Regions from separate parts of the Mus musculus genome. Here region 1 is linked to region 2. A link is a loop called in an ENCODE intact Hi-C map of the cell type or tissue named here. Cell type or tissue: heart. All regions are shown on one strand.

Region 1 (8,000 bases), 62 kb after region 2:
TTTACGAAGTAGAAACAGATGTGAGGCGCAGCATGTCTACCACTATCCTTTAATAGGAATTCGAGAATTAACACAGGCAGAAAGTGAGAAATTGAGGTGGAAAGGTTTATTCTTTCTAACAAAGGAAACTTCTTGTTAAATTGTTCATAAAAGTATTGAATAAAAATGTGAAGAGTTAATGATTATACCCCACTGTTTCAAGATCAGCCACTGACTTCTTGGTTGCTTTCTTTAGAAGCCTCATTGCACACTATCTTAGAGTCAGCAAGCTTAAGTGGGGTGGAATGGCACTGAATAGCCCTTCATGTCAACAAGAAGGATAGAGGGTCTGTGTAGCTGATGCTCAGAGCAGCCTTCCTGGCTCTATTTGGGGCAAGTATGGAATTTCCGTTTCAGCCCAAGGATTTATGGTTGTATCTAGGATGGATCTCCAAAGAGTTGATTGTCCCAAATCCAGATTGGGCTGATAGTGGACAATATAAAATATTCGTGAGTCTTCTTAATGTTACTAAGTATAAAAAAGTGCTTAGATTTAGGCTAGAGAGGGGTTTTCATGTCTTAGGAGCCCATGTTGTCTTGTGGTAGTGACGTGATAATTTACAGAATATTTCCATCAGAGTCAAACTTAGTCACACCCACCCCTGCCTGTGTCCCAGCAAGCCGGCCCACTTCACAATCAGCACATTTCCCAGTGTCCTCTGAGTACTGGAGTGCCACCCAATGCCCATGCCCTTCATGCAGTTTCTGAAGCCTAATGGTCTGGACTGAAGACAGGAAGGTTGAGCCCTGGATGAAGAAACACACATTCTTCTAATGACTGCACACCTGCAGTGCTAGGGTTTAGGGTGTGCCGGGCTGTTTGCCCCACTTAAATTATATTTACATATCATATAATATTCAAGTGCTTTGTAAAAAAGATAAAAACTCAAAACACAAGACAGGATATTCTGAACTGTCAAAACATTATACTTTTTCATATTTACTATAGTCTATGTAATTTTATACATTTTTGAAAACACATAATAATCTAGATGTAACAATACTATTATGAATATAATATAAATTATTCAAAACCCAAGCTATTTACCAGCTTAAAATCCAAAAATCATTTAATTGATGTACTGAGCCAATTTAGGTGAGTTTATTCTCAAAGAGCTAGAACTGTGATTATTTCAGCCCAACACAGCTGCCCTAGCCACAGTGGGTGAAACCACCTCAAGTGTAGAACTGATCAAGAGTCAGTTGGATCATATTTAATATTAGCCAAACTTAAATAATGGTCAAAGGCTGAGTTCAACTTTGCAAAAATCTGTTGATATTTTTGCCATCTTTGCCTAAATCCCTATAATCATATAGCTTATTATTTGTTGATCAACAAATAAATCACTTTAGTAATTATAATTAAGTTACAGATTGGAATAAACAAACCTATTTGAATGGTAGTCTTGATACAAAATAAGCAGAAATCAAAGCCACACCAGAGTTACTTGGGGGCTGGAGAGAGATCCAAAACTAAATTTTTAATTGAGCAAAATGTCTTAATTAATGTTTGCTCTTATTTAACATTGCCCAAAGTTTCAGTGCCCAAAGTAAACAGTGATGACAAATTTCAAAACTTTTTCATAGTTTCTGTTAGCAAAATCATGGCTGATGCTCTCTAGAGTTCTACAGTAGAAGCATGCCAGGTCAAACGGGCAACCCCATTCCCTACGTCAACCAGGGCAAGCCTTCTGACTTGGCCCAAAATTGAGTCTACGCCCAACTCAATCTGGATAGATAAAAGCCAGCCTTCCTCAGGAACTTGTGAAAATAGTTCCCAAGCCAAAAGGAGTCACTTTTCTTATGTGCAGCAGAAAGGACATATGGCTACACTAACATGTATCTGTGGCTGTATCAAAGCCCATGCTGCCGCCAGGCTCCCTCATTGATAGCATTTAGTATACAAGCCTCCACCCTAGCCTCCAACCTGCAACCTTTGAACCTCAGATCCCAGCTCTCTTCAGAGCCCTCAGCCCTGGGTACTCCTGCTAGCCTCAGCTTCTCTCTCTCTCTCTCTCTCTCTCTCTCTCTCTCTCTCTCTCTCTCTCTCTCTCTCTCTCTCGCTCTCTTGTTCTCTCCCTCCCTCCCTTCCTCCCCCACCCCCTGCATCTCTTGCTCCCTTGCTCCCCACCACTCTTGAATTGCACTCTTCACCTCTTGCTCATCTCTCTTCTCTGGCAGATCGCCATGGCCACAGCCAGTCTGGTTCTCTTTCTCTCTGTGTTGGACTATTCCAGATGCTTCTGGATACTTTCTTATTCATAAGAAAAACCTTCCTAGTTATGGAGCGGTCTTTTGGCGGTTTCTTTACTGCATTCCTCACATTAAAACCCTTACTAAATAAACTCAAATTAAAAATAAAAAGAAAAGAAATTCCTCTATCAGTTATGTCTCTGGTGCAGTCATGCTGAGTGAGAGAGGCATATAGGAAAGGTATACAGGTCAACAGTTTAAAGTAAGCACTACTGTTTCTTTTAATCCACTAGGACAAAGCCTGGGGAGGTATTTTCATGGTGACACATTTGACTACAAAGTTCAGGTCAGGGCCTCCCACCTATCCCTCAAGAGCATCATTGGAAATATCAATTCCTTAAAATAAAAGGAGAGGGGGAAGGACTTAAATTATAAAGATTAAGGACAGATTTAAAATACGAGCACAGTATTACACACTGGCAGAACAAACAATACTTGGGAAATGAGGCTCACATACTTTCACTATATCCTGTGGCTATGTTCTCCTTTTCTTCTACAGACTTTTCTACATTACAATCCTCTCCCAAACTGAGATTACAGATGTGTACTTCATCTTCAGGAGAGGCTGATGCAGGAGGCGTGCTACCTTCTTTGGGGGAGCCTTTTCCATCACCTGGGTCTCTGGTTTCTGTACTATTTCCTTTCAAGGGTGTGATGTGGTGGGCAGAACTAGACAGGGTGTCAGGGTGGCTGCTTCCCTCTGGGCCTGTGTCATCCCTCAGCTGAGGGCCAGGCTGACTGCAAAGCCCTGGGCTGTCGTTAGCAGAGGTCTCCACCAAAAGCAAGCAGGTAGAAGCTGTATTCACTTCCTCCTTGACAGGTTTCTCAAGACTAGAGGCACTTTTTGAAATTAAGTCACTAATGCTGCTGATGGATCTGTGCTTTTCACCAATGCAGGTAAAATCACACATTTCCAGCATGTTTCTTCGCTCCCACTTTGAGAGACCTCTGCAGTGGAACAGAGAAGGGCTTGCTAGTTGCTGAGCCTCAGGAGGAAGTCTCTCCGAATTCCTCTCCTTGAGATTATCAGGGGAAAAATAGTCCTCATAGGAAGAAGCCTCAACGTCAGGAGTTCCCGGAATGAGTCTGATTGTGGACGGCGGGCTCTGGTCGGACTTGAATAACTGTATTGCCAGAGCAGACTTTCTCTTGTACCTCTTCTTCAGTTTTCCTTTTGGAGATGAACCCAAGTCCGCTGCCCTTTTTCTCTTTGCAGAAGAATTCTTGGGTCCCAACCGTACTTGGTGTTCTTCTATGATGGACATCGTAGGAGACAGACAGAGCTTCTCATCAGGCACCCCCTGAGATACACCTGCAGCTTGCTTTCTCTCGGAATCAGCTACCGCACCTGTAGCATCCTTCTGACAGTTGATGCTCTCCTTTGAAGGACTGTCTGGAGCTTTCTGAGGACGTGGCTGCCTGAGATGGTTGGGTGATGCTGAGCCATAAAAACTGCTTGCCCTCAACACAGGTGAGGAAGGGCATGTCACCGTGGTCATCTCATTAGCAGATCTTCCCAGTTTCCTTTCTTGATCTCCACAGGAATCACCGAAAGATGAGTGGGAGCCACTGGCAAAGGATTCATCTGCAGAGATCAACAAAGAATCGCCTTTAAAATGTGCAAGTGACCAGACAGGGTGTCACTGGTCATTGTGTAACTCTAGCTGGCTTGGAACTCAAGAGAGAGTCTGTCCCTGCCTCCTGAATGCTGGCTTGGTTTAAAGGTATGTGCCACCATGCTTGGCTAGGCTTTGGTCTTCTATAAGCCATTTCTCCTCATAAACAGAACACGGCTCCTCATATCTGTCCCCTGTTCTTCCATCAAGTCCTCATGTTTTATTTATATTTCAAATGAAGCATGTGGGGCTCTCAATATTCCGATCTCTCATGAAGTCTGCACTTCTCTCAGAAGTAATGATACGCTGTCCATCACCTCTGCAGGCTCCCCACTCTGACCCCAGCTTTCTGACACATTTTGCTGTGGGTAAACACAACTCATCCTTCAAAACCAGCTCAGTGTCAGTGTCACCTGTGACTCTCCTGATCCTGTCAGGTCACAGTGCTAGCCCCTCCTGGGACTCAGCATGCTACTGTCCTCTCATTATACTGAAGTACTAGAGGGCAGTCAGCACTTTCTGCTCACTTTCCTGAACCTGTGGTCATTACTCAGACCCAGTTCTACTGGTACAGTGCTGCCCAGCTGAAGGCTTCCTTTTTTAGAGAAAAGACACCATCTGGAGGCAGTGCTGGGATTCTAACTTAAACAACTCGAGCTCGGCTTTCAGAGCAGAGTGGTGGCAACAGAGATATCCTGTCCTTGAAGCTGTGCTCTGGGAAGGGAGGGGCAAAAGCAAAGGTCAGCTGATACTGGGCCTCTGCTGAAGTGCTTCCAAGACAGCAGTTGGAGTGATACTGAGATTTACTCTTAGGAACTGAATGCATTAATCACTCTTCAATAAGCCACGATTCAGTGTGGCACATCACTAAGAGCATAAATTCTTAGACTACTTATGTCAGAAGCCTGGGTGTATCACTCACAACCTCAGGATCTTGCACAATCCACTTGACCTCCTGGTTTTCTCTTCTGTGAAATGGGAGTGGGGATGCAGCCTACCTCATGGAGACTTGGGGTGTGTGTGTGATACAGTGAGACACAAGAACAGTATAGGGAAAGGTAAGCCAGCATTGTTATCGCCATTTGCTTCCAATCTATGGGAGATATAACTGAGCAAAGAAAAGATGAATGGGTAAACAAGCTCAGAACATGCAGGACAGACTGCCAGAATACACCCCACGGACAGGAAGAACACCTAGCTGAATCTCCTCATGTGGCGTTTGAAGCCCTTTTGAACACAGTTGTTTAGGGTTTCCACAGACTTCACTTAGGCCCCCATGGACTTACGTGAGGGAAGTGTAAAGAACTCAACACCTGACAGCTATATAGCCTTGAAAAAAGGTCAAGGGCTCCTATACTATTTAACACAGACTCTTTTCAATAATATGCTTCATGGCTTAATTAAACACGAATAATTCCTCTTTAGTGCTAACTGTGCTCAGATATACATTTACACTGCATTTAAATCATATATAGTCACAAGGATTTCCACAACAAAGCAAACAATCAAACAAATCCCCAGGGAGGGACTAATAAGAGTTCAAGCAGGAGGTCCCCAATACCATAAGACCAAATCTCATGGAGAAACTTAGGTCTACTCAGCTGCTTGAGTGGTTAGAACGGACCACACGACATCTTGGCATGGTGGAGCATTTTTGTAATCTCAGTACTCGAGGAGACAAGGACATGGTTCTAGTTGGAGGCTAGCTGGGTATCTATTGAAGTGCCATGCTAGCCAGAGCTCCACAGAAAAAGTCTAGCTCAAAAAGTACAGTGTGAGAGGAGACACACACACACACTTTTCAAATCATAAGTCTGTTACAAAAACAAAATACATATTACAATTTTACCTGAACTCAAAGGTTGGTGAGAAATGTTCAAGGATGTTTCAAACAGACTGACACATGGATTCTGCTGAGACTGCTCCAACATCTGGGAGGCTGATAACACAATGACAAGTTTCAATAACTGGATGGCAGAATTGCCTACTGGACAGGGACAAGAGCATATCTACCCATTCTGCTCCTGATCCCATATACACAGGAAATTAATCTTACCTTTAGGCTAAGCTTAATATAATTCGAGAACAAAAACTATATCAGTTATACTGTAGATTTAAGACTGACAAAATGAATCCCTATCAATCACTGCCCCACAAACATGATCACACAATCACATGAGATGGGACTTTCAAAATCCAACTTGTATGAAGCTTAAACCAAATTAAGTGAATGTTTTCGGTTTGAGAACTGAAGTTTCTAATATTTACTTCTAAGTAAGTAAAAGTCCAGTGCTGACACAGACAGGGGCAACTGGTTTAGAAAGACTACACAATAACAAATTGTCCCCAAAAGTCAACAGTGTTTCAGTTAAGAAACCAGTTTTAAAGAAAATATCTAGAACATCAATGATTCAATAAATGAGGCTCTAGGCGCTATCTTCAAAAGCTGTCCATACAAGAGACAAAACAAACATATCCAAAGATTTTTAAAATTTATTTTAAATTATGTGTATTTATGTGTTTCTGTGTATGGGTATGGGACATGAGTATAGAAGAGGTACTGGGATCCCTTCTAGTTGTAGTCACAAGATGTTTTGAGCCACCCAACATTCTTCTGGGAACTGTTCTTGTGTCCTCTGGAAGTACAGTACTTAAGCATCCTCTAAAAGTCGTTTTTTCAAAAGGAAAATCAGAGGATGTTTCCCTCAGAAAACTTAATAAAGTGACTATAAAGCAAGGGCATATATACAAAGAAGGTATGGGCAGTCAGAAGTCCTCAGATACTGTGGTTGTTCAGTTGTTCTGATGCTGGGAACTGAACCCAGGGCTTTGTGCACACTAGGCAAGAACTGAAATACATAGCCTTAGCCTTTGTACAGTTACTTTGGAAGCAAAGTGGAGGGGGGGGGTGTTGGGGGCTTTAAATTTTTTATTTTTATTTTTAGGGACAAGCTCATTTTAACAAGTTAATTCAGGCTGACTTTACAAGCTGTTCTTGAGCTCCTGCTCCTCCTGCCTCCAGCTTTGAATACTAGGATTTGAATTACAGACATGCACTCACCACAGTGGCCTTTCAGCTGTGGGGTTTAAAAATCTCTGACTCAGTTCATATACGCGTTGAATCAATTTGGACATGCACATGAGACAGAGCTATATACCTGCTTCAGCTGCCAACAAAACCATGATGGTGTCTCTGTAAAAGCTACAGTTCATCTCAGTCTTACTTGTTACCATGGCTGATACTCATGGACCTGAGATGCAGATGAGTCTAGTGTAGTTTGTAATGGTAGCAAGTGAAGGAAAAGGCTTAATAAAATGCGTATGATGTGGCTGGCATGGTAGTGCATACAGTTAACCGCAGCACTTGGGAGGCAGAGGCAGCTGGATCTCTGAGTTCAAGACCACATTGTCTACAAAGCAAGTTGTAGGGCAGCTAGGGCTATACAGAGAAATCCTGTCTCAACAACAACCACAAACAAAAAAGAATATTCTAATGATCTAAATTAAGTAAGAAATAAACTACGGCCGCACACAGAAGGCACACCTGTATCATTCCAACTGTACATACATCAGCAGAGGAGTGTAAGCAGTGGGGAGGCAAGGCTTTGCTTATTCACAGCATTGCTCATCATCTTATTAAAATGTGCTTACTACTACATAGGTAATTAAAATATTCTCCTTTTAAAGAGACCTGACTAACTTAGTTTTTTATTATTTTATTCTGTAAAAAATGTTTTTTATTATTTATGTGTATATGCATGTCTAAATTACACATGTATGCAGGTTCCCACACAGGCCAGAAGAAGGCACTGGCTCCCTTGGAGCTGGAGTCATAGACAGTTATGAGTTACCCAATGTGGTGCTGGGAACTGGGCTCCAATCCTCTGCAAAGGTACCAAGCACTCTAACTTCTGAGCCATTTTTCCGGCTCCTTACTTTTTTTGAAAAAGAAAAGAGATACTGAAAACGATGAAGGAGCTGCAAGAAGGGAACTGAAGAACACTCAACCTTACAAAGCACATTTCTTCTGGAAAAAAACACTAGAAAGGTCTCCACTGAAATTAAGTACTAAATTCAGGAAGCACTCAAAAT
Region 2 (8,000 bases):
CTAGGGAGGTCACAGTGGACAGCACAGGGAAGCCAGCTCAGAGCCTGGGGTCTGACCTGAGAGCGACATGCTGCCAGGAACAGTCTGCTTTTCACAGACAGTGGGTGTCGATTCCTCCGAAGCTGTTTTCAAAGCAGACAGAGCCTGTTGTGACACTGGAATGGTCGGTGACCTTTTAGAAAGATCAGGATTCCCTGGAGGGGGTGCATGGGAAGACAAGCAGGACCCCAGCACCCAGACGGTCTTGCTGGACTCCAGAGTCCAGAAGTCAATGGATCCCAAGGCACAGTGGTCTCCATTGTGCTATCTCCAAGCTAAATATTTTCTTAACTGGCAGCAGTTAGGAATCTACAATAGAGGAATTAATTTTTTTAAAGAAAGAAACACAGAGATGAAGAATTAGCCTGTTTACATAAGGAGATTTTACTACATGGGTCCTTACCCTTCCACAATGACATTATAAAAATAGTGTAAGCTAAGGTTCTTTTGGAAATGCAAACATATTTTGAAGATGCTATTTGAAAAAACAACAACAACAAAAAAAATCCCCACTGGTTTTTGAGGCTTAGTTTACTTGGAAATGTAAAACAATAATAATCCATAAAAACTTGCTACACTAATTAAGAGGATGCTAATACGGCTAAGTACTCTGGAAGTAACGCCTGAGTAAGTGCCGAGTAAGCCAAGCTTCAGATTGGGACGTGCTTCCCTCCAAGAACAAGCAGGAAACCAAGGAGTGCATGAGAAAGGGGCACCAAGGAAGACATGTGTCTGCCTGCCTGCCTGCTCACACCCTGCCACCCCATTCTCCTTCTTTCTCTTGATTCCCAAGACAGGGTCTCGTGTAGCCCGAGGGAGTCTTGAAATTGCTACGTAGCCAAAGATGACGTCAAACATCTGATCCTCCTGCCTCCACCCCTCAAATGCTAGGATTGTAGGTATGAGCAATGACATGGCCAACTCAAGGCTGTTCTTAATAACAGATTTGAAAGCATGTACTTTTGTCTGGTAGGCCTCCAAAAGGCTCTAAGATTGAATAACCTTTCAAAGAGAGACTAATAAAAATAGATTTCTCTCTGACATTACTTGCCTTTGCAGGACATTTAGTGAGTCCCCTGAGAACTGACCTTTCAAAGAAGACAAGAGACTGAAAAGGAAGACAAACCTTGGCGGGGAGGGGTGGGGTGGGGTGGGGTGTGGTGGGGTGGGGTGGAGGGGGTGTAAAGGGGGGTAAATGTCAGAAAGAAAACTATTTCAGGTTCCCAAGCACACAAGGACTAGTTCTCCACACACTGCAGCTGCTGTCCTAGGGCTGCCGTGAGCACTCACTGTAAAGACATGTGCCAGGGCCTGGGACAGTGGTCTCGCCCTCTCCTCTGCCTGTTCCCACATGAGATACTGACAAGTGAATCTTCCCAAGGTGGTGGATGGCAAGGACAGAGAGCTTTACAAAGAAGAGAACACTTGGGGGCTCAAAGGACACTTGGTAGTCACCATGTAGGATTTCCAGAGACTCCTGTATCTACATTGCATGAGCTCTTGGGGATTCAGCATGATAGTTTGCCAGAGCTGGTTACTGGCATGCCAAAACACCAAAAGGACATCCTTACGTCACCCTATTATGTGAGACCCAGCTCTGGTCTGACTCGAAACATCTGACCACTGGCAGTTTGTGACATTTTAGAGAATTATATGTTCTGATTGGGCATGGCCATCCATGACTGTAACCCCAGCACTTGGGAGGCTGAGGCAGGTGGACTATCACAAGTTCAAGGTCAACCGAGGCTGCTTAGTGAGTTCCAGGCCAGCTTAAGCTACAGTGTATATAACCCTGCCTTAAAAACAAAACAAAATAAAATAGTAATTAAAGCGATTATGCTTATCCTGACCTTCAGATTCTCCTTGTTGGCACAGTTGGCTGCTGAGGACCACACTTTGGCAACAGTCTAACAGTGTGGTCCATGATCAGGGGTCTGGGCACTGACATTTACTTCCTTTCTGAGGTCAGACAGGTTTATTATACCAGTGTCCAGAATCAAGGCAAAGCAGCTATAGGGGCTACCCCAAACTCCTCACCCACTCCTTGCCTTCTAGCCTCTCCACCCCAACTTCTACCCCTTCAGACTATAGACAGGGTATCTGGTCACTCTAGTAGCCATTCCCCAGGGACTGTGGTGGTTGGGGGCGGGGAGGGGGTCTGTGAGAAGCCCCTTTGTTCTGCAGATGCCTTCTGTTCATCTGAATGCAGAGGGATAATGAATTACAAGGCCCCATTAAGGTCTGCTGATGCTGGTGCAGGCAATATGTGTTGAAGTTGTCATGAAAACATCCCTCCCTCTTTGTCAGAGGGTTTGATGATAAGTTGGTTCCTGTTTATACCAGTACAAAGTATTTTGTACGGAGTGGGCACTGGAGTGTACTGACTGGCCCCAGTGCACTCTGTAGAATGGAATTCTTCACCATGAGAAATTTTCCACTACAGTCAATCAACAATCCTAGCCAGTTACAATTTTTATTTTTTCCTTTGCACGTTCCAGGATTCACCTTACAGGACTCACGGGGACCGCGGGCAAAATAAGTAGCATCAGCCAACCAGGAAGTGATTTTAGCACAAAGGATTCGGACAATGACAAATGCATCTGCAAGTGTTCCCAGATGCTCTCAGGAGGTAAGGCGACTCTTCCTATTTGAATTGGCAAGAAGCAGCTGCCTAGCATAGACGACTGGCAGTGTAAGCTCCGACTGGAATGCATGCCTGACAATGAACAGCCTTACTTCCGTAAGAACACAAGCCATCTGCCTCCCAGTTCATTGGTTGGGCCTCCTTTTAGTTCAAGTGTGACATGAAAGCACAGCATGGAGCTGGAATTGTCACAAGGGTGACAGTGTACTCTCAGGATGCTTGGGAGTGAGCGAGGGGACATTAAGTGGCTCACTGACCAGATGAAAAGAGAAGGGTTTGGCTCCATACTGCTTTGTTTCTGTTTAATATCCAGCCCAGGGCTTTTCAGCTGTCTCTTTCATGCAATGATGCTTACATATAGCAAGAAAGTGGGCTGGGGAAGACAGCTCAGTGGGTAAGGTGCCTGCCATGTGCATGTTCAGGTCTGTAGCACTCTTGTACAAAGGTTGAATATGTGGTGTGCAACAATTCCAGTGCTGGGGCTGGCTTGCCTGTCAGTCTAGCTGAATCCATGAGTTCAAGGTTTGATGAGACTCTATCTCAAACCTGTGAGATGGCTCTGTGGGTAAACATGCTTGCCGTCAAGCCAGACATCTGAGTTTGATCCCTGGGTTCCTCATGGCCAAATGTGAGAACTGCTCCTTGCAATTCTCTGATCTCCACACCAGAAATAAATAAAATTAATTAAATTATATGAATAAAAGCTTCTAAGACAAGTAAAAGATCTAAGCTTGAACAATGCCTGCTCTTCAGTAAAGAATTCGTGCAGCAACAGTAACAAGAGGATATATTCATGAAATGAAATTTAGAAATTGAGATTTCATGAAAGAATTAGGTCCCACTCTCTGGCAGATCCTGGATTCTTGGGGTAGCAGATTGGCCACTTGGTGGCATGAGTTTTCTCTATTAGCTGTAATTATTCAAAGGAGAGAACCCCAGTGAACTGCTGTAAAGGGGGCTGGACTCTCATCTCACTGTAACAGCTGTCTTTAAAGCCACATAACAGCCGGGGTAGGGGTAGGTTCTGGGGCCACAGCACCCCTGATCCCGAGCCGGCTTGCTGTTCGTTCCCACACTTAGACCTCTCTGGAGAGGCTGACTGTTCTCAGACCACCCGTGTGCTGCTATTCCAGAGAGCAGGAGAGCTGCTTCCCAACCAAGGACACAATTCATTTATTTACCCAGCTCAAGATTTAAGGGCTGAGAATGGAGCTGGGAGAGACTTGGGAGGAGGCAAGCAGCCAGGGGAGGGAAAGTGGGGAGGTCTGGCTTGTAAGAGGCCAAGTTCCAAGCCATGGGCTGGCCCATAGGGAAGGTGGCCCGTGAAAAAGTGCACAGGAGCAATGACTCCAATGGTGCCCAAAGGCTAAGGCAGATCTGTAACTGACATTTCTCTCCAGCCCTAGGGTTTTACACAACACAGGCTCTTTTTATACATTCCCATTTCTCAGAATCAACAGCTAGGGGTGTCTCCAAGTGGTAGTGCCCAGGTGGCCTCAGAATTGGTGTTTCACCCACATTCTTTACTGTCTACTCGTTGTTGTTTTCTGGATTTAAAAAGAAACAAATACTATACAACCAGTGTCTCTCCCACTTGAGGCTTAAAGATAAATTCAGATTAGTACATTGTCTAGGTTTCTCCTTCATATGGTGAATCCCACTGCCTGCCATGCTCCTATTTGTGGGTAGACTCCGGAGCTACAACGGGAAAGATCCTTACTGCTGCCTGACTCTCCCTCAGTACCACACTTTGTAGTGTTAAGGTTCCTTTTTCCCTAGCTCCCCAGAGAGCTAGACACACTTGGCTTCTGTTCCAAACAAATATACATGATGGAGGGGGATGGGAACCACTTGGCCCACCTTCTACCCACATCTGCCAGCAGTCTCACCATGTCTTCACCCCACAATGCACTGTGGATGATAGCTTTTCACACAGCACTGACCGACATTTCTTCATGTAGCAAGGGTTCTGCACAAAGCAGCTAGGGCATGTGTAAGAACTCATGCTACCACAGTACTGGGATTGCACTGGTGTGCAGTCTGTGTTTATGGAGTAACAAATCAATGTGGCTCTTTCCACACCATGGGGTGTGTGTGTGTGTGTGCCCAGCTAAGTCCTGCAGACAAGCTGCAGCTACCCAGTCCTAATTGCTTCTGTGTTTCGCTTTCACAGGCTGGTGGTTTGACGCATGTGGTCCTTCCAACTTGAATGGACAGTACTACCCACAAAAACAGAATACAAATAAGTTTAACGGTATCAAGTGGTACTACTGGAAGGGGTCCGGCTACTCGCTCAAGGCCACAACCATGATGATCCGGCCAGCAGATTTCTAAATGCCTGCCTACACTACCAGAAGAACTTGCTGCATCCAAAGATTAACTCCAAGGCACTGAGAGACACCAATGCATAGCAGCCCCTTTCCACATCAGGAAGTGCTCCTGGGGGTGGGGAGGGTCTGTGTGTACCAGACTGAAGCGCATCACTTAAGCCTGCACCGCTAACCAACCAAAGGCACTGCAGTCTGGAGAAACACTTCTGGGAAGGTTGTGGCTGAGGATCAGAAGGACAGCGTGCAGACTCTGTCACAGGGAAGAATGTTCCGTGGGAGTTCAGCAGTAAATAACTGGAAAACAGAACACTTAGATGGTGCAGATAAATCTTGGGACCACATTCCTCTAAGCACGGTTTCTAGAGTGAATACATTCACAGCTCGGCTGTCACAATGACAAGGCCGTGTCCTCGCACTGTGGCAGCCAGTATCCAGGGACTTCTAAGTGGTGGGCACAGGTTATCATCTGGAGAAGCACACATTCATTGTTTTCCTCTTGGGTGCTTTACATGTTCATTTGAAAACAACACATTTACCTATCTTGATGGCTTAGTTTTTAATGGCTGGCTACTATTTACTATATGGCAAAAATGCCCACATCTCTGGAATAACCACCAAATAAGCGCCATGTTGGTGAATGCGGAGACTGTACTATTTTGTTTTCTTCCTGGCTGTTAAATATGAAGGTATTTTTAGTAATTAAATATAAGTTATTAGTTGAGGTGATTATGTTTAATTTTTACGATAATATTTACGATTTTGTTCTTTGGTCTCACATACACACACACAGACACACACACACACAGACACACACACACAGACACACACACTCCCGTGTCTTGTAACAAGGAAGACTGCTGTTAATGACGAAAATGCTGTTTCAAGAAGAAGAACTTCGCCACTGAGCAAAGTGCTCTAGCCTAGAGATGTGCTCCCTAATTTAACAAGATAATATTTTAGAAAATGAAGCTAAAACTTAATTTATAGTGGAGGAAAATCACCCTACCTGGGACATCTACAAAGCCATAATTCTCTGAATTAACTTTTAGAAAAAATTAGTTTGCCTCAGTAACATTTTTAATATCCACTAACAAGCTGAAAGTGTTTCAGACTGTAAAGCCAAAATGTCCTGCTCACAATGTAACCAGATACCCCTAGAAAAAGTTTCAGAACACAACTTTATGCTTAGAATTGTCAAACCTTAACTCCTTCTGTTCTAACCCTCCTAAGCCTGCAGAGTGGCCTCTGCAGCAATGAACACTTGTACAGAGCACTAGTGCAATTTCTCCTGTAGCCTTCCTTGTCTGTCTGTCCATCCATCCATCCATCTGTCCATCCTTCCTTTCTAGGTGCTATTTTTTAAGTTTATTTCTATAATGCAAAGGTTCTCAACCTTCGTATGCTGAGACACTGTAACACAGTTCCTCATGTTGTAGTGACACCCAGCCATAAAGTTATTTCACTCCCGTAAGTTTGCTACTGTTATGAATAGTGATGTAAGTATCTGATTGCAGGATAGCTGATATGTGACCCCAAAAGGTCTCTGCCCACAGGCTGAGAACCAACGCCTTAACCCATCTCCTTTCACACAGCCTTGGTGTGTTCTCTGGTCAATCCACAGACTCGGGGTAGCCAAGGCGCTCTTCTCCTCTGCCACGTTCACTTCCTGCCAGCTAACTCCAGAGTGAAGAACTCTGTCCCTGCCTTTTGACCACTGTTTCTATTATTACATTTAGGAAATGTCGACAGGGCCAACATGGCTTTGTACCCAGTTAAAATATGTGACACCAAAAAAAACAAAACAAAAAAAAAAAAAAAAACAAAACCCCAAACAATCCAGAGCTTGAAGGCAGCAGCATGTTTCTAGACTGACCATAACAGCAAGAGCTGAGGTGGGAAACGGTCAAAGATGGTCACCCAGGAAGGGCAGGCAGCAGTGGATGCAGGAAGATGGAGGCTAATAGCGCTGCTCAGAGTTACACCTTCTCTCTTAGCTCAGAGAACGGGAAGAAGTACGGTTTCCACTTTACTCTTCAGCTCCTTACACAGTATTTTAAATAAACAGAATTACTGGGAGGAATTTTTTTTTTCTGTTCTTAAGAAAACATTTACAAAGCTGAAAGGAAATCAAAACAGTAATCTTGAAATGAAAACAGAAACAATGAGATGGGCTAGATGAGCGAGCGACTGGGGTCAGAGGTCAGCTTCCTGCTGGTCCCTGTGCAGGCCCACTTGGACAGCTACACAAGAGCACAGGGGACAGCCAGAACAACCACTGTCTTTCAGAGACTCATCTTTTCAGATTAACTATCTCAAACCAATCAACATGTTTGGAAATGAAAGCTGACTTCTGTACAGCCCCTGCTGCCAGTCAAACCTTAATTATTTGAGAAGTTAGAATTCAGTTAGCAAATATTTAAAATAATTGAGAGTTCATAAAGTGGAGCATAGGAAAGATATCAAAATAAAGACTACATCACAATCCTGGCAGGCCACAGCTTTTATACCTATTGGTTTTATCTGTATTAGCATTAACCTTAAGAGCTGCACAGCCCATCACAATGCTGGCAGACCACAGCTTTTATATTTATCAGGTTTATCTGTATTAGCATTAGCCTTAAGAGTGGCACAGCCCTATAGGCTTTCATGATTAATTAGTTTTAAAAATCCTTTTTTTGAGGAAAGGTCTCACTCTCCAGCCCGGGACAGCAGCAAGCTTGCAGCAATCCACCCAATTCTGTTTCCTGTGTGCTGGACTGCCTGGCTTAGGGGACACTCTTCAAGGTGACATTTCTCACGGCACTTTTCAAGTGTTTTCCTCAAGTTTTCACTTGTGATGTCACAAATAAATAAACAGATGCCATTCATTTTTGGGATAACATCCTTTTTGTCTGAATAAGACCTCTCTTAACCTATGGTGCCAAGTTTATGATCCTAACAGTTTCCTAGACGACCATGTTGCTTTTACCACTGTCGGACAGCATTGA

The links. A loop is a pair of places that touch in the nucleus more often than their neighbours do. Peaks named below come from ENCODE experiments on the same cell type or tissue, not always from the same donor. Only the 100,000 strongest peaks of a DNase experiment are listed, where the experiment ranks them.
Region 1: it touches region 2 in a loop (2.2-fold over the local background); 4 of 42 quality-filtered maps call a loop at or near these places.

What each region holds. Positions count from the first base shown.
Region 1 is chr8:18,627,393-18,635,392 of GRCm38, reverse strand. It overlaps Mcph1 (microcephaly, primary autosomal recessive 1), which reads right to left. Exons shown (of 14, transcript NM_173189.3): 7 at 5,758-5,847; 8 at 2,750-3,877. Among named protein-coding and RNA genes, the nearest start is that of Gm25763, 17 kb to the right of the region's middle. In heart, a CTCF peak has its summit at 4,530; no DNase peak of the experiment used is centred here; H3K27ac peaks cover 2,119 bases.
Region 2 is chr8:18,689,065-18,697,064 of GRCm38, reverse strand. The region is part of intron 12 of Mcph1 (microcephaly, primary autosomal recessive 1); the gene reads right to left. Angpt2 (angiopoietin 2) reads left to right here. Exons shown (of 9, transcript NM_007426.4): 8 at 2,538-2,668; 9 at 4,857-6,802. The coding sequence ends at 5,017. Among named protein-coding and RNA genes, the nearest start is that of Angpt2, 48 kb to the left of the region's middle. In heart, a CTCF peak has its summit at 3,549 (motif pointing right); no DNase peak of the experiment used is centred here; H3K27ac peaks cover 1,415 bases.